Regions from separate parts of the Homo sapiens genome. Here region 1 is linked to region 2. A link is a contact called in ENCODE Hi-C data. All regions are on one chromosome and are shown on one strand. The core of a region is the stretch at or near the end of the contact, and the rest is flanking DNA. Distances in the headings are between cores, read along the strand shown. Region 1 holds the start of LRRC3-DT (LRRC3 divergent transcript). Region 2 holds the start of KRTAP10-5 (keratin associated protein 10-5).

What was found. A loop is a pair of places that touch in the nucleus more often than their neighbours do.
Region 1: a loop to region 2 is called in a map of vagina, with 2.6 times the contacts of the local background. The contact joins the promoter of LRRC3-DT here to the promoter of KRTAP10-5 in region 2. A Hi-C loop is called at or near these places in 1 of 168 maps with a recorded cell type or tissue (vagina).

What each region holds. Positions count from the first base shown.
Region 1 is chr21:44,453,760-44,460,253 of GRCh38, reverse strand. It overlaps LRRC3-DT (LRRC3 divergent transcript), which reads left to right and starts at 4,970. Exons shown (of 4, transcript NR_047476.1): 1 at 4,970-5,010; 2 at 5,202-5,277. It overlaps LRRC3 (leucine rich repeat containing 3), which reads right to left and starts at 4,744. Exons shown (of 2, transcript NM_030891.6): 1 at 4,599-4,744; 2 at 1-3,756. The coding sequence starts at 3,609. The coding sequence ends at 2,836. RefSeq lists enhancers at 1-343, 5,247-5,747 and silencers at 4,386-4,815, 4,904-5,083.
Region 2 is chr21:44,578,119-44,584,071 of GRCh38, reverse strand. KRTAP10-5 (keratin associated protein 10-5) reads left to right here and starts at 3,468. Exons shown (of 1, transcript NM_198694.3): 1 at 3,468-4,617. The coding sequence starts at 3,494. The coding sequence ends at 4,309. The region is part of intron 1 of TSPEAR (thrombospondin type laminin G domain and EAR repeats); the gene reads left to right. RefSeq lists enhancers at 3,144-3,733, 3,734-4,324.

The DNA of each region.
Region 1 (6,494 bases), core at 3,721-6,220, 130 kb after region 2:
TTCCGCAAGTGTCCATCATGGGCTCCAGGCCCCGCCAGTAAAGAGGTCACAAGATGGGAGAGGAGGGGACGGCAGAGAAAGGAAGTGGAGGGAAGGGCAAGGGAGGGGAGGACATTAGAGGGCAGGAAGGGGAGGGCTGTACCCCGGGAGCGCTGAGGACTTGCAAGCACCCACGGTGGGAGCTCCAGTGAGCATGAAGGAGCTTTGGGGTCCCACAGTGTTGGGGTCTCTATGGTCTTCCTTAGAGGGGAGGTGCTTTCACCTATGTTGGTGGGGCAGGGGGCACAGTAAGGCCAGGACGGTGGGCAGCTCATGGACCTGACTGAGCTCACAGTGCAGGGGACAGGGCCTCCGGTGTCCTCCTGGTCCTCTCCCCATCTCCTCCTCCCAGCAGGAGGTGGACAGGGGCCCAGCAGACCTTCACCAAGGAGAAGGCCAGACCCTGGGCTGAGGCAGCCCAGCAAATTGGGGCAGGGAGGGACGGGCCTGCCCCTGCCCTGTGCACCTCCTGAAGGGCCACGTCTGGGTGATGTCCAGTGTCTGGGCTGATTCTAGGGTAAGGACAAATGAAGAGTCCCCTGGCAGCAGGGAAAGGGCACCCCAAAATGCGAGATGGGACTGGCTGGCACCCACAGGACACAGGGCTGAGGAGAGGCCCTGCCTTCACCACCCAGGCCTCAGTTCACACTCTCCTTGGGACCTGGGGTCATGCGTGCTGGGCAAACCCACCACAGGCACCCTGGCATGGAGAAGGGGTGGCAGGAGGACGCCAATCACCATGTGACCCTAGGCCTGCTGGCCAGGCCAGCAACAGTTCACCTGCCCTACCTGCATCTATCAGACAGCCAGGGATGGCACCAGTCATTCACCTATACATCCTTATCCTATGCTTTCAGCCACGTGTCCTCTGGAAGGAAATCCCCACGGGCCCAGGGCACTCTGCTGTGTCAGCGCCCACTTCCTCCAAACAGTGGAGCTGGACACCCCGCCACATGCTGGCCCTGCCTGGACCACAAGGACCACGTGGCCCCACACCAGCACGGGTGCACCCCCGGGGGCTGGCACTTGGTTCTAGCTCTCACTGGAAGGGTGAGTGGCGCTGCCAGTTTCCGTGGAGGTCTCTGTCCTCCGAGCATGGCGACACTCAGGCAGCGTGGCGTGAGGGAAGCAGGCGGAGCCTGGGGCTGCCTCCACTCATACACTGGGCCTGGCCCCTCACCCACCCCGCGTCTGCACTGTGGGCAGAGCAAAGCCTACCAAGCACCTCACAACACAGACACCCCCGTGACTCACACTGCACACACGGGGTACCTCAGAACCAGTGCACACACCCTGGACAGGCTCTCACCTTCCAAGTCACCTGATACTTTCCAAAGAGAAACCACCCTCAACTTCCATTCATTTTTAAGCATCTGTTTGGCGAAGCATCTCTACATACCTACACTTCAGTCCACACACAATGTACACTGATCACTCATTTACACCCCCCCCAAAAATACTCAAAGTACTTTAAAATATAAACACTCATAAAAAGGACAATAAAAAATAAAATTAGGAATTACTATCATATAGGTGGAGGTAACATCTAACCTGAATGTGAAGTAAGGTTAGTAAATTGAGCACTAAATTATCTCTGAGATTCCTGGCAGCAAAGGTGAAAAGAGAGAGTTCCTGTTGCTGGAGAAAACGAAGCATCCCATTGATTGGCCTTGAAACATCAATCCCCAGTACTCCGGGCCTTGGAAAAAGAGCTGTTTTATATCTTAGTGAGTAGAAAAAGCAAGGCACAGGGCCGGGCGCGGTGGCTGACGCCTGTAATCCCAGCACTTTGGGAGGCTGAGGCGGGCGGATCACTTGAGGCCAACAGTTCGAGACCAGCCTGGCCAACATGGTGAAACCCGGTCTCTACTAAAAATACAAAAATTAGCCAGGCGTGGTGGCTCATGCCTGTAATTCCAGCTACTAGGGAGGCTGAGGCAGCAGAAGTGATTGAGCCTGGGAGGCAAAGGTTGCAGTGAGCTGAGATCGCCCTGGGGCAGGGCCTCCCGCATCAGGCACACCCAGAGGGGCAGGAAGCAGGCGGGCCCCCAGGTATGTGGCTGCTGTCTTCCCCTGGGCAAGCTACCCTGGACTTTTCCCAGGTCTCTCTCCATATTGTTCACCCCATTACTGAACTGAAATTTTGGCACTACGGTTACTCAAAACAAACATTTGAGAATAAAAAAGGGTAGGACAGTTTGTTTGAGCTACACATCCCACTTAGCTCTCTAGAAAAACCTGGTCTCTGTTACTTTGCTCTGGAAACAGGGCTTACGTTCCAATGTACTTCGAACACTGGAACAAGGCTCATGTTTACCTACAATGCACTTTGTAAGTAAACAAGGGCAAGTCAGCTCCTCAGCACAGGACTTATCAGCGCCTTCAGCGGGTGAACCTGCACCCAAGCTCCCTCTGGTGAACCCTCTCGCTTGCAGAGCACCCCCTTAGTCCTCTGAGTGCATATCCACAGCCTGCAGGGCCCCGTGTGGGAGAGGCTGGCATGGTGGAAGGAGGCGGAATGTCACGATGGACAGCCCGGGTTGAAGTTCCACTGGGATAATTTCCTGATGGTATCGTCACGGGCAGTCATTCCGTTCCTCTAAGCTTCAGGTTCCTCATCCGTCACACGGATGTGTGGCAAAACCACCCAGCCTGGAGGTGCTGCTGTGCCTGAGTGCAACAGTGGGGAGCACACATGGCTGTGACACCTGCCTCAGGGAAGAGCAAAAGCAGCATCAGTCACCACCTACTACAAAAGTGACAGCAGCCACCGGCGGGGGTCTGCCGGAACAGGCGCTAGGGCCCCGGGCCGATGGGGTCCTTGGAGGCGGGGGCGCTGGGCAGAGACTTCAGGTACTCCAGGTGCCTCCGGGCATCCTCCTGGTTGTGGCGCACATAGTACACGACGTAGGCGATCACCATGGCGAACCAGCCGAACATGGTGACCAGCATGGCCACGTCTGTGGTCCTGTGGGGGACGCTGCAGAGGCTGGCACCCGCATCCAGAGCCTGAACCAGAGGCTTCCCCACAAACTCCTCCTGCACTGAGGTGTGGCAGGCGATCTCGTCCACAGAGTCGGGGTCCAGCTTCAGCTCCCACAGGGCCTCCTGCAGGGCGCACTCGCAGTGCAGGGGGTTGTGGGACAGGCGTATCTTGGCGCTGAGTTTGCCCAGGGCGTCCTTGGGGATCCTCTGGATGCGGTTGTAAGACAGGTCCAGCAGCCGCAGGCCCCCGGCCAGGCCCGCGAAGGTGGCGGAGCCGATGGCCTCGATGGCGTTGTGAGACAGATCCAGCTCCCTGAGCCGGTGCAGGTGCTGGAAGGCCCCGTCCGGGAGGTGGGAGATCTTGTTGGCATCGAGCTTCAGGAGCACGGTGTTGGCCGGGATGTCCTCGGGGACCTCCTGAAGGCCCCGCAAGCTGCAGAAGACAGCCACAGCCCCTGCGTGGTCAGGGCACCGGCAGGGCTGTGGGCAGGCGGCGCCCAGGTGCAGGCAGAAGAGGAGGAAGAGACAAGACTCCCGGGTGGAGACCAGCAGGAGCGAGGGGCGAGGTGGGCGCACGGTGCCCATCCTGACCTGACCTGGGGACGGGGACACGCGAGCCTCTGCTAGGGCCTGGGGATGGAGCTGGTTTCCGCAGGCAAGGCCTTATCCAACCAGACATGAAACCGCCATCCTGCCCCGCTGGGAGAAGCAGTGCAGTCCACTCTGGCAGCTCTGAAAGGGAAGACGCAGGAGGGAGCGGAGAGGGAGGGAGGGTGGTCAGCACTGCCGGCTGCGGTCACCTGGGAAACGCGTCCACTGGTGGGGAGGGTGTTGAGGGCCCACTGAAGGGTCTGGGGTGGGGAGCACGCCTCCTTAAACAGCTCTGCCTGTAACTTACTTCTGGAGACTCCCAATGCGCCCGGGAGGAGCGTCCCACAAGTGCAGGGAGCTGGCACTGCCAGGGGGCTCCGCATGGCCCAGTGGGTGGTCACTGCGGCCACCCCTGGCCACCTACAGCACCGCTGGGGACCAAAGGCCGGGCGGCGGAGTGGCGGCGGCTTGGACCACCCAGCCCCTCCCTCCTCAGGGTGGACGCCAGGAGGACGGTGACGGCTGCAGCTTCTCCCGAACCTGGAGCGCGGGTCAAGCTGGGCACGTGGCCGGGCACCAGCGGGCGCTCGCGCGCCAGGGGCTACTCCAGCAGCCAACGCCTGGCTGACTCCGACAACCCCTAAAAACTGTCATAACCCAGCAAGCCCTTCCCTGCCAGCCCTAAAGGAGCCGCGGCTCGCACCGGGCACAGAACCGCGCCTTTTCTTTCAACTGCCTGAAGAAGGAAACCGAGAAAACAGAGAAGCCAAGCCCTGTGCGCGCGGCCCGCGCTGGGCGTGGACGGCGGGGCCGCGCGCGGAGCCGGCCGGGAGAGGCTCGGACCCCCAGGACCTCCAGCCTTTAGACCCTCCGGCCCTAGGACCCCCGGAACCTGGGACCCCCGAGACCCCAGCACTCGCGGCGGGGGGATGGTCATGGGGTGGGTGGGAATCCACGCTCCCAGGGCTGGGCGGGGGCTTTACCTGCGCGGCGGCGGCCGGAGGCTGCTCTGCGCGCCGCTCCCGGGCCTCTCGGAGCCCGCCAGACCCAGCTCCACGCCTGGCGCGGCGGCCACCCCGCTGCCCCTGCGACCGCGCCCGCGACCACTAGCTGGGGAGGCCGCGACTCCGGCCTGCGCGGGCGAGGGGCGGGGTGGGGCGGGGCCTGGAGGGGGCGGGGCGAAAGGCGGAGACAGGCTGTGTCGATTCCCCGCGGGGGCGGGGAAGGGGCGGGGCATGTAAGGAGACCGGAACGGGATTTGTGGTTAGGCGGGGGCGGGGCTTGAGGGCGGGTTCTGCGGCAGGGCGGGGCCTGGAAGAGATGGGGGAGGGGCATGGGAGGGGCATGGGAGGGGCCGGTGGTGCGGCTTTAGATGGAGCTGGTACTAAGACCCAGGTCGCAGGGGCTGTGGGCGGGTTGTGGGAGTAATTGTGGCATGCTGGGGGCGTGGTTGTGGGGCTGAGGACGAGGTGGTGGGGGCTGAGGGCGTGGTTATGGGTGGGGGCGGGGTCTGCGCGCCGGGAGGGGCTGTGGGTCCAGCCCCTGCCCCTCACTCTGGGCAAATCCCCTCTTCCCTCTGGCATCAGGACTTCTGGGGCTTGAAGACCCTGGGTCTGCGGGAAGCCCCTGCTGAGCGTCCCTCGCCTACCCCGTGGCCAGTGGGTGAGTAGGGCTAGATCTCCGCCCATCTAGGTCCCCTTCTGCTCCAGCTCCAGCGTCTGACATCCCAAGGAAGGAACGCAGGGTGGGGGCATTTGAGCCGGACCTGAGCCATCCTCATGGTTTTCAAAAAGTAGCCTTATTGTGGTGTAATTGACAGACGGTAAGCCACATATTTCAATTTGGTACGTTTTAACACTCGGATACTCCTGTGAAACCATCACCACAATCAGCATAGTGAACACCCCGGGTTCCCTCTTGGTCATCTCTCCCTGCCCTCCCTCATCCCCAGGCAAGCACTGATCTGCATTCTGTCACTACTGATTACTTTGCATTTCCTATGATTTGCACAAATGGAATCATATAATATGTACTTTTTGTGTAGCTTCTTTCACTCAGCACAATTATTTTTGAGATTTGCCTGCGTCATTTGGTTTGTCAATGCGTATTTCTTTTACAGCTGCATGGTACTCCAGTGTATGAATGTACCACAGTTTGTGTCCATTCACCTGCTGGTGGGCATTTGGGTTGTTTCTGGTGTTGGCTCTTACAGATAAAGCTGATCCGAACATTGTGCACAAGTCTTTGGATGAATGCTTTTCTTTCTCTTGAATAGATGTCTAGGAGTGGAGTGGCTGGATGCCACGGTAGCCATATGTGAAACTTTTTAAGAAACTGCCAAAGCGATTGTATGGTTTTACATTCCACATCCTCCCCAGCACTTGGTATGGTTTGTCTTTTTAATTTCAAATACTCTAATAGGTGTGTGGTGATAGATGGAACTGTGGTTTTAATTTGCGTTTCCCTGTTGGCCAATGATGTTGAGCATCATTTCATCTGTTTATTCTCCATCTCCTGTAGTAAGCGTTGAGTTCAAATCTTTTACTCACTTTTAATTGGGTTGTTTATTTTCTTATTATTGAGTTTGGGAGTTTGTTGCATATTCTGGATACAAGTCCTTTATCAGATATGTGATCTGTAAATGCTTTCTCCAAGCCTTTGGATTGTGTGTTCATTCTCTTAACAGTTTTTCAAAGAGCAGAATTTTTTAATTTTGAGGAAATCCAATTTATGTTTTTCTTTTATGGATCCTGCTTTTGGTGTCATATATAAGAAATCTTTGCCTCACCCAAAGTCACAAGGGTTTTAGAGTTTTAAAGGTTTGCATTTGGGTCTATTACCTATTTTAAGTTTATTTGGGTTTATAGTATGAGATATGA
Region 2 (5,953 bases), core at 2,219-4,718:
TTAAATATCCTTTCAGCGATTATTAATACAGGTGTGCAAGAACTGTGTGCTTTATCCACTTTGATGTTGATGACAGGATACAGCTTCAGCTGTGCAGGATGAGTCAGTTCTGGAAACCTCATGTGCAGCACGGGGACAGTTGACTGTAACACAGAATGTGACGCAGTAACACTGAAATTTGCTAAGAGAGTCCACCTTAAATGTCTCATCACAAAATAAAGGTAACTGCATGGGTGATGGACATATTAATTAGCTTGACCGTGGTAATCATCACACAATGTGTACATGTATCAAGACATCCTGAATTTATATAATTCTTATTTGTCAATTACATCTCAATAAAGCTGGGGAAAAAGGGATAATGAGCCATTATCAAGTAATGTATATCTTAGATCACTCAAGTTACAAAGGGTATCATTAACTATACTCATAAAATAGAAGTAGAAAAGCCACTGGAACACTCAGTAGATTAATACACACACATTCACACACACACATACATGAACAAACTCACTCCTTCTTTAAAAGCCTGAGGCAAAATTCTTGGTAAACTAGAGTGAAAAAACACTGCATGCACGAGACCAAGGCTTTGCGACAAACCAGCCAACACCGGCTTAGTGCGGAGCTGCAGGAGGTGCTTCTGTTAACTTTGGAAACAAGACCAGAGGGCTGCTGTCATCGCGTCTCCAGAGTTGTGCTGGGCAGCCAGCCACGATGAAAGGGAGTCAAATAAAACAAAAGACTACATTTTGGAAAAGAAGAATCCAAACGTGTGTCACTTGCAGAAGACACGGCCGTGGGCCACCCTGCCCTCCAGACTCACATCCCCTCCCAGCACCTCCCTCCCCCAGCCAGGGCTGTTTAATCCCTGCAGCTCAGCTCACTCAGATCCCCAGAGTGTCTGCTTGATTTAAGAAATGATGTGATCTGGCCGGGTGCAGTGGCTCACATCTGTAATGCCTGCACTTTTGGGAGACTGAAACGGATGGATCACTTGAGGCCATAAGTTCGAGACCAGCCTGGCCAAAATGTCCAAACCCCATCTCTACTAAAAATACAAAAAAAAAAAGAAAGAAAGAAAAATAGCTGGATGTGGTGGTGCACACCTGTAATCCCAGCTACTCGGGAGGCTGAGGGAGGAGAATCGCTTGAACCCGGGAGGTGGGGCCTGCAGCACCACTGCACTCCAGCCTGGGTGACAGAGTGAGACTGTGTGTCAAAAAAGAAAAGAAAGAAAGAAGGAAGAAAAGAAAGAAAGAGAAAGAAAGAGAGAAAGAAAGAAATTGGTGTGATCATTCAATTGTCCGTGGAAACTGCCATGGTGGCCCCCAGTGAAAATTTCCATGATCCAAAAAGACACGTCTCCACTGAGCGCAGGGCGTGGACTTAGATCAGGCACACTGAGACCCTGGAGCTGTTGTGGGCACAGCAATGACTGTGGAAAGACACTTTGGACAGTGATGGGTGGTCCAGACACCAGGAGAAGGGAGCGACAGAGGGCGTGGATCACAAATAGGAATAAAGAGACAAGGAATCACCACACCCATTCGATTAAGGAGGCTGCCAGAGATAGCGATGGGAAAACTAAAGCAAATTATCATACAGGCCCCAGGGCTTGTCCCAGAAGCCATGTCAGCCTTACCACATCCCGCTGGCTCAGGACCACCTGCCTCCCTGCCTGCCACTCAGGAAGCACGCACTCTTCTGGGAGCTGTGTGACAGAACGGAGCCATGTATGGCCGTGAGGGAAAGGAGTGAGAGCTCGCGGTTGTCAGGTTCACTGCCGGCCAGCTGTCCTCTTTCAAGGTTACTTATCTTCTCTCATCATTTCTGCAACTGTCAAAATGGGCTGCAGAGTCACCCCTCACGCGGTGGCTGATGTGGAGACCGCACCTGCGCCGTGCATGTCTGTAGCACACCCGCTGATATGACGTCATCCTAGCCTTCCTGGCTTTCCTGTCATTTCCTGAAAGGAGCATCGAGTCCTTCAGTCCCAGAAAGTGGGTTAAGCACACAGTTCTCGCACAACCTCTACTAATAATCACTGAAAGGATATTCAAAGAGTTATAAAAAATAAAATCAAAATTGTCTAACAAAAAGGGAGGCTCTTTAAAATCCTTTATATATTTGTAGAAAAGAGAAACAGATGGAAACAAATTAGAATGTAAACTGGATCAGGACCCCAATGCCCTGGAATAAAATAGTCTTTTACTCAGAAAATCAAATGAACTGCCACCAATGAGCAGAGCTTAACTGATGTCCAGTGAAACGAGGGGAAAAACGTTTAAATGCTCAACATAACATCATTACAGTGAGCCAAAAATGTATTTCATTCATCGTGAGACAAAATTAAAGTCACAAAAGGAAAGACCTTGAGAGATGAGTTATTTTTAAGAGCGCAAAACACTTCCTGAGTCTCCACATTGAAAGGCTCAATGAATTCTAACCACAGAAAGTAAAATAATGCACACGCATAGAAACAAAAGAAGAATAAAAAGAAAACCAAATGTTCCCAGAGAGTTAAACGGAGAGAGAGAGACAAACTATAAAAAATGACAAATGACCAACCTCAGTCTCTCATCAGCAACGCTGGACACTACAGAAAAATGGTGACACAGGTTCATCATTTTGAGAAAACAGATTTTTTGTTATTATTTATAATAATAATTCTGACTTAAAACCAGAATTATATACCCAGCTAAACTATCATATAAGTGTGAGGGTAAAGTTGAGTACATTTTTAGGCAAGAAAGAAATCTTAAAATGTATGTCCTAAAATCACCATATGTGAAAAAGTACTTGATCTGTCACCATGAGGAAATAAAAATGGAGAAAACCCAGAGCGCAGCTTCAAATAAAACAGAGAGAGGGCTCTGAGGGTGGCATGGAAGAGCTGAAGAGACAAGGATAAAGCACAGATCCACCAGATACCAAATCTCTGAGCATTCCCCTTACGAGGCACAAGGGGTTGAAGAGAGGGCCACTTAGCTTCATCGTACCCTCTGTGCCAGCTGCATTTTATAAGAAATGCATATTTTTCTACCTATTTATATTTTAATATGCTAAAAGTAATAAAATATATCCAATCAGTCCAAACACAGGATAGGTGAAACTAGAATTCCTCCCTTTAGAGAAGTCTTCATCTCTAAAACCTCTACTCAACAAAAGTTTGCTTGAAATATTTTCCACCACATTTCTGGGGCTAAAATAAGAACCGATGAAGAAACACGGCCCTGCAACATACACACAAGTTTAATGAGGGAAAAACAAACAGATAAACCAGCATGAATGACGCATCTCCAGCCACCAGCTCTAAACACCAACAAGGAAGAGAAGCTTGTGGAGCCTCCTGTCGGGACAACACACGCCAGGGAGGGATTTAAAAGCCCCACAGCCCTGAGCACCTCACTCACTCACTCCCTCCTTCACTCACTCACACACTCACTCACTCACACCTCCCCCAGCTCCCAGCTCACGTCTTCCCCACCCCAGCATGGCCGCGTGCACCATGTCCGTCTGCTCCAGCGCTTGCTCTGACTCCTGGCGAGTGGACGACTGCCCAGAGAGCTGCTGTGAGCCCCCCTGCGGCACCGCCCCCTGCCTGACCCTGGTCTGCACCCCAGTGAGCTGTGTGTCCAGCCCCTGCTGCCAGGCGGCCTGTGAGCCCAGCCCCTGCCAATCAGGCTGCACCAGCTCCTGCACGCCCTCGTGCTGCCAGCCGGCTTGCTGCGCCTCCTCCCCCTGCCAGCAGGCCTGCTGCGTGCCCGTCTGCTGCAAGCCTGTGTGCTGCCTGCCCACCTGCTCTAAGGATTCCTCTTCATGCTGCCAGCAGTCTAGCTGCCAGCCAACTTGCTGTGCCTCTTCCTCCTGCCAGCAGTCCTGCTGTGTGCCTGTCTGCTGCAAGCCCGTGTGCTGTGTGCCCACCTGTTCTGAGGATTCCTCTTCATGCTGCCAGCATTCTAGCTGCCAGCCGACTTGCTGCACCTCCTCCCCCTGCCAGCAGTCCTGCTACGTGCCTGTCTGTTGCAAGCCTGTCTGCTGCAAACCCATCTGCTGTGTGCCCGTCTGCTCTGGGGCTTCCACTTCATGCTGCCAGCAGTCTAGCTGTCAGCCGGCTTGCTGCACCACCTCCTGCTGCAGACCCTCCTCCTCCGTGTCCCTCCTCTGCCGCCCCATATGCAGGCCCGCCTGCTGCCTGCCCATCTCCTCCTGCTGTGCCCCTGCCTCCTCCTACCAGGCCAGCTGCTGCCGCCCGGCCTCCTGCGTGTCCCTCCTCTGCCGCCCCGCGTGCTCCCCCCTGGCCTGCTGAGGCCTCTGCTCAGGCCAGGAGTCCAGTTGCTGATGTGCACATCCCCCAGGGCCAACTGGTCCTGACTCGGGTTAGGAGGTTGCCCCCGCTTGGGACGGGGCCCCCATGTGCTGAGGTGACCCCCCCCTCCATACTCCCAGGAATCTCCATCCTCGAAGCTCCCCAGCTCCTGCCTCCCAGCAGGGGCCCACCTGCCTGTTGGGTCCCCTGTCCTCCCTCCCAGCTTCTCTGCCCCATGTCACTTGGCCTCGACTTGAACCTGTCAGCACCTCCTCCTGCTCCCCAATAAACTCCCCTTGGTCGCCTGATTCTCTTTTTCTGTAGTGCTCCTGGGGATACATGGTTTTGAGCTCAGATTGGTCTCTAGCCATGACTGTTTCTATGAATGAGTGACTTAACCTAGAAGTCACGGGGGACAGTGGCCTAACTCCTCCAGGGGGTCACCAGGTGGAACTCACAGCCACGCCCAGGAAGGCTCAGTCCCGGCTCAGCCTCCATGCCTGGGTCTTCCTGAGCCTGGTCATTGGCTGCCGTGCCCTGGGCTGTGGGGCTCTCCAGGCCCCAGGACTGTCCCACCCACTGTCCCACCTGGGAGAGCCCACCCTGCAGGGTCACCTTCCAGGAAGCTGGCCTGGGGTCCGGGCACCGCAGCCTCCAGGCCTGGTCACCCTCCCTGTGTGCCGCCCGCCCGAGAGTTCTGCCCGCTTAGCAGCAATGCGGGGGGAGAGGGAGGGGCTGCTGCACCTGCGCAGGAGACAAGGGACTCGATCAGGACGAAAGCATCATGGAGTGGGTGGATGGATGCACATGATTCCCCAAAACTGGCACTGCCCCAGGCCCTCCTCTGGGGGCACCAGGTTCCGCATGGGCTTTCAGGACCCAGAGTCCGCACCTGCAGGACCGTGCGTCAGGCCCCTCTTAGGTGAGGTTGACATGGGCGACACTGGAGGGCACAGGTGGACAAGGCCCTGCTGAGACCTGGGGGATTTTCTGGGGGGATGGCCTTCCAGGGGCTGCGGTGGTGGCTGGAACTGTTTTAGTAAGTAGGCAACTGTCCCCAGTGGGTAAATTTTCAGTTACCCTCCCTGCAAGGCCATCTCAGGGTCAAGGCGTGGGTGTTCCTCCATGAGTCCCCCTCTCATCCCAGGAGTCTGTGTCCATGGCCAGAGCCCACCAAGGGCATCCCTGCCACCCGTGAGGCCTCAGCCTCCGTCCCCTAATCCCTAGCACCCTCGCCGACACTGTGTCTACCCCACGGTTTTCTGGAAAAGTTTGGGTTAGATTGGCATTATTTCTCCCCTAAATGCTTGGTAGAATTCAATGGCAAAGCCATTCGGGATTGGCATTGTCTCTGTGGGAAGGGTTTTAATTATGAGTCCAGTCTCTTCAATTGATAGAGGGCTATTCCGATTTTCTATTTCTTCTTGTATCCCTTTTCATAAATGATGCATTTCCAGTCATTTGCCTATTTCATCTAAGCTGTTGAATGTATTGACATAGAGTTGTTTGCATTATTTGTTTGGTTTCCTTTAAATATCTACAGATTCTGTAGTGGCAACCTTTTATTCATTCCTGATGTATTAGTTCATTTTCATGGTGCTAATAAAGACATACCCAAGACTGGGCAATTTACAAAAGAAAGAG